Regions from separate parts of the Homo sapiens genome. Here region 2 is linked to region 1. Evidence: chromatin loops called from intact Hi-C (ENCODE). Cell type or tissue: ascending aorta. All regions are shown on one strand.

What was found. A loop is a pair of places that touch in the nucleus more often than their neighbours do. Peaks named below come from ENCODE experiments on the same cell type or tissue, not always from the same donor. Only the 100,000 strongest peaks of a DNase experiment are listed, where the experiment ranks them.
Region 2: it touches region 1 in a loop (4-fold over the local background); 4 of 110 quality-filtered maps call a loop at or near these places.

What each region holds. Positions count from the first base shown.
Region 1 is chr2:67,917,163-67,919,662 of GRCh38, reverse strand. No RefSeq gene overlaps it. Among named protein-coding and RNA genes, the nearest start is that of LINC01812, 93 kb to the right of the region's middle. RefSeq lists an enhancer at 1-13. In ascending aorta, no CTCF peak of the experiment used is centred here; DNase peaks (open chromatin) are centred at 952 and 2,023; H3K27ac peaks cover 2,500 bases.
Region 2 is chr2:67,849,797-67,852,296 of GRCh38, reverse strand. No RefSeq gene overlaps it. Among named protein-coding and RNA genes, the nearest start is that of LINC01812, 25 kb to the right of the region's middle. In ascending aorta, no CTCF peak of the experiment used is centred here; no DNase peak of the experiment used is centred here.

The DNA of each region.
Region 1 (2,500 bases):
CTGACCCCTCCTGGATGCTGGGAGTAACAAAGAGTCTTTACTTGACCAAACTTTAGTCAGAATCCTCTGAATTTTCTTCTTCCCAACCAGGCCTTGACTTTTGTACTTTCATGTCTGTCTTTGTATCACCCAATTTTGACAAGAATTTTGTTAAGCTGATTTAGCCAGAATCCCCCACCTTTAGTATCTGATTGCCAAATATCTCACCAAATTCTTCACTCCCACCCTCCCCTAGGCAGCCTTCAGCAATAATCTTGTTAGTTTGGTTTAGGCAGAATCACCTCTCACCCCCGATGTTTCCTCTTAGTAATTTTTCATCCATCCACACCGTCCCCCTGCCCCCAACTGGCTAGAAATTTCTACTTTTCCTCATTGTATTCAGAGTTGAGCCCAATTTCTCTCCCCACTGCAAGGCCCCATTGCAGTAGTCCTTATAACTATCTTGATAGTTTCCCTCAGTAAAGTCTCCCTTACCATTCTTTAAAAAGTGTCATGAATAATTTTTTTCTTTACTCAGGGAGGGAGACAATGGTTGAACCTGAACCATGTGATGGGGGGAGAAAAGGGGAGAAATGAACATGTTCTGGCAAAAACAACAGAAGCCCAGTACATTTCTATACCATATGATGGCATTGTGGACATTTTTCTGCTGCCCAGAGGGAAAGTCTCTGTTGCTCTAGGTGCCCTTCTGGAGAAGCTAAATTCACCCCTCTTGAGGGACTCTGTGCCCTTCTTTTGGGCACAGCCAATCATTCTGGTCTTCACTGAGGCATGAAATAAGACTATGTGCTTCATCAGATCAGCCGTTTTGTGCTCTTGAGACAGGGTCTGACTCTGCCACCCAGGCTGGAGTGCAGTGGCCCAATGGTGGCTCACTGCAGTCTCCAACTTCTGGGCTCAAGAGATCCTCCTGCCTCAGCCTGCCAAGTAGCTGGGACTACAGGCGCATACCACTGAGTCTAGCTAATTTGTTATTTTTGGTAAAGATGGAGTCTTGGCTATGTTGCCCAGGCTTGTCTCAAACTCCTGGGCTCAAGCGATCCTCCCTCCTTGGCCTCTCAAAGTGATGAGATTACATGCCTGAGCCACTGTGCCTGGCTCCCATCAATTCTGGTGTTCTGCCTCTGGGAGAAGAATTCAAGTCTGGAGATGGAATCCCATTTTATTTCTTCCACTTCCAAGACCTCTCAGCCTGTTCATACCTTATAGAAGGATACAGTTCAGACCTAATAGAAGGATTCATTCATAAATATTTCTTGATCAGCTCTTTATGTAGCCATAGTGTTAGGTACCAAGTGTCATAACGATAAAGAAAATAGATAGCTCTGATTACTTTCTCATTCAAGTCTAATGCTCTAAGTGCCATGGATAAAGAAATAATGGTGGAGGAGGCCAGATGCGATGGCTCATGCCTATAATCCCAGCACTTTGGGAGGCTGAGGCGAGCAGATCACCTGAGGTTAGGAGTTCGAGACCAGCCTGGCCAACATGGCGAAACCCCGTCTCTACTAAAAATACAAAAAAATTATCTGGGCACGGCGACAGGTCCGTGTAATCCCAGCTACTCGGGAGGCTGAGGCAGGAGAATTGCTTGAACCGGGGAGGTGGAGGTTGCAGTGAGCCAAGATCGTACCACTGCACTCCAGCCTGGGTAATAAGAAGGAAACTCCGCCTAAAAAAAAAAAAAAAAATATGGTGGAGGAGAGAGACACATCTGAGGAGATTTTGAAATGATCAGGAATGTCTTCCTGAGGAAATGACTCATGTTGGAAGAATGGGATCATGGACTGGAGTGGAATATTGTAGGGGGGAAGAGAAGAAAGCATTATAGGAAGAGAAAATAGACTGAGCACAGTCATTAACCCAGAGAGGGTCAGGGCCTATCTAGGGAACTGTGAATATTTCAGCTTGACTGGAGCAAAGGTAAGAAAGTACCTTCCTTTGGAGATGTAGAGGAGCCCAGTTGGGAAGTTAGTAGAGTGACCAGGAGCAAGGGAAAGGGAGCTCAAGCCTGGGTGGTAGTGGAGAGAGGACAGCCCCAGCTGACCTGCACCATTCTCTGGAGATCATGTTGATTCCTATGGAGCTGAGTCCTCAGAGATACATCTGGATTGCCCTGAGGAAATAGTCTCATGTCTCATATTTGCCAAAGGAGATTCCATTGTTCTGATTTTTTTGAATGTTTTTGGAAGCCAAAAACATTCCTCATGAATGACTTCTTTCTGAATTGACTACAAACCAGTGGCCTCTGGCATTATTGGAAGACAAATGTGTGTGTGTGTGTGTTTTTTTTTTGTCAAGTATCAGAATATATTTTAGGGGATATATTTCCTGTCGTAATAGGTTTTTATTGTTGTTATGAATAGACCCAAATAAGTATTTTAAGAATGTATTAAGGCTGAATCACAAGATTGTGAAGAAATTGTATCACCATTTCACTTCAGGTTATTGTGACCGGGAACTTGGAATGTCAGCTTAAAAATCCAATCATTTTTGTTTT
Region 2 (2,500 bases), 67 kb after region 1:
CCTTCTTTGCATCGGACTTGGAGAAAGATTAAAGCTGGTTTTGAAAAGTGTTGGTGCTCTCCCAAACACAGCATGCTGATAGAATTCTGGTCGCACTTTTATTTGCTATGGAACAAAATGCTCTAGTTTCATGGAAGAAATAGCCCAGCAGATGGTGTTTGGTGGATGGCATGAATGTAGCCTTGTAAATAAACATTCAAAATAGACTAGCCTCCCCCCAAATTTACCATCTGCCCCTTACCCCATAAGGTCCACAGGTGGTAAAAGAAAGAAAGGAAATTGGTGTTTTTAGTTGTTATTGTTACTATTTCAGTATCTGCAAATTATGGAATTTCCCCAAAAGTTGGCATTCTTAAATTTGGTTATAAAAAAAATGAGAGTGATGCTTCCAATTTAATGGATTTTCAGGGTTTAATCTGGTTTAAGAATAATTGTCTAAATGGCATTCCTGTGCTTATCCTCTCCTCCTTAGGGGTAGCTTCTGATGCGATCCTGTTTCTGCAGCTCTCACTCCTGAGATTCTTCTTCTACACCCTCTCCTGGCTCTGCACAATCCCCTCAGTTTCACTATTGCCTCCCGTCTCTGAGAAGTAGGAAAGTCAAATGTTTGGAGGATTTAGAATCAAACATATCTGGGTCTGAATTCTGTCTTTCAGCTCCAGAGCAATGGACAAGTTACTTAACTTCTCTAATTCTCAGTTGCCTTATCTGTGAAATGAGGAAACTAATAGGTTTAATAATACTAGTGGAGAAAGTTGTTAAGATTAAATGGAAAAAATAAATCTGTAGCACTTAGGACAGTGTAGATAATGTTCAAAAATGTTCATTGTTATTGCTCACATCATCATCATTGTCATCAATGTCATCATCATCATCTCCCACTATAATACATAGTTATCTAAAACTAGAGAAGAAGAGGGAATTCTGGGCATTGGTGATTTATTTCAAGGGTGGTATGAGAGTGGCTGACTACTCTCATATTTTTAGTTTTCTTCTCTTTTTCCTTAAAAGGGGATTTCCATGGGCCATCAGCCAAAACATGACTTGGAGGATAGAATGCTGTGTGAGGCTTTTGCTGGGTTGGGTTGACTACTGAGGCAGGAAAGACCTGTGTGAAAATTTTCTTACATTTTAAATGATGGATGATTCAATGGGATGGACTGAGAATTGGGATTTGAAATCTGACGTCAGAATCTTTTGAAGACACGGCTATTTTTAACACGGAGGCCATGAGAATTCTTGAGTTTTGATTCTTTGATTCTCCCACATTTCTGGAGAGATAGAAAGATTGGGTTTAACCTAAAGAATTAGTTTGCTCAGATCTGGGGCAAGGATTTACAGAGGGCTGGATTTAGAAGATCCTACCTTAAAAAAAATGTCTTTCAGCATCAGTGATGGCAGAGACTTAGAGATAAAGGGTGTAGGTGGAAGTAGGAACCTGACAGGGAGACCTCCAGAGAGTGTATTTGTGGAGCTTCTCACTAGGGTGTAGTTGTCTCTCTTTTTTGGTGATTGTGCTTACATTGAGAGAATAGGGATTTGCATGGGCACAACTTATTAAGAAAAGGCAGAGCAGATATTTTGAGACTTAAAGCTTTTCATAAAGAACCAGAGAAGATTTGAACCGTAGTACCTTATCTCTCTGCCATTCACATGGTTCTTTTCTCAGGAACTTTCAAGTGGCGATTAGAATCATGGCATTCTAATAATGAAGGGTCTCACGGAAATTTTCCAGTCCTATCTCCTTATGTTATAGATAAAATGACTCTGGCACACTGAGGTCAAATTTTGATCACCCTCTCCCACCCAAGATCCAGACACCAAAGGTAGAGACAGTGTCCTTGTGTTCTTGGTAGACTGAGGTTAGGCTCACTTTCATTTTTTCCAGCCCCTTCTTATGCTAATAGATGTTGCTGATCTCACCATATGCTGAGTCCATATATCATTATCTTTAATAAACATTAATTGAGAGTTTCTCCTATTGTATACAAGGTTCTGTTCTGCGCACAGGCAAATTCAGTGACAAAAAAGACATAACCCATTCATTTAAAGACCTTAAAATCTTCAAGAAATAACATCAGGGTTCAAAAACATAAAGTAGTTTAAAGCTTATGTGTTCTGCTCGAGAGGTATAATTCAGAGTCCCAGCCTACAGGCAAGGGTGGGGTTTTAGTGCTGGCTTTCTGCCTTTATCCACTGTGACAACTTGAATATGTCACTTGCTATTTTTGAGCTTCTATCCCATCAGTTTAAAAACACTACTATTAATAATGTCTGTCCTTCCGAGTTTTGAGGCATAGATGAGATAAAATTGCCTGAAAACTGTGAAGCGTAGTAGAAATTAAAGGGATCCATATAAATTGAAGATCCCACTCTTGTGGGCATGTGCCCACGGAGTGAAGAGTTAAAGTAATTTATCATCCACTTATCATCATCATGATTCATATCTTCATTATTATAATCCAATTCCTTTTATTAAATACCTCCTTATACGTGGTAC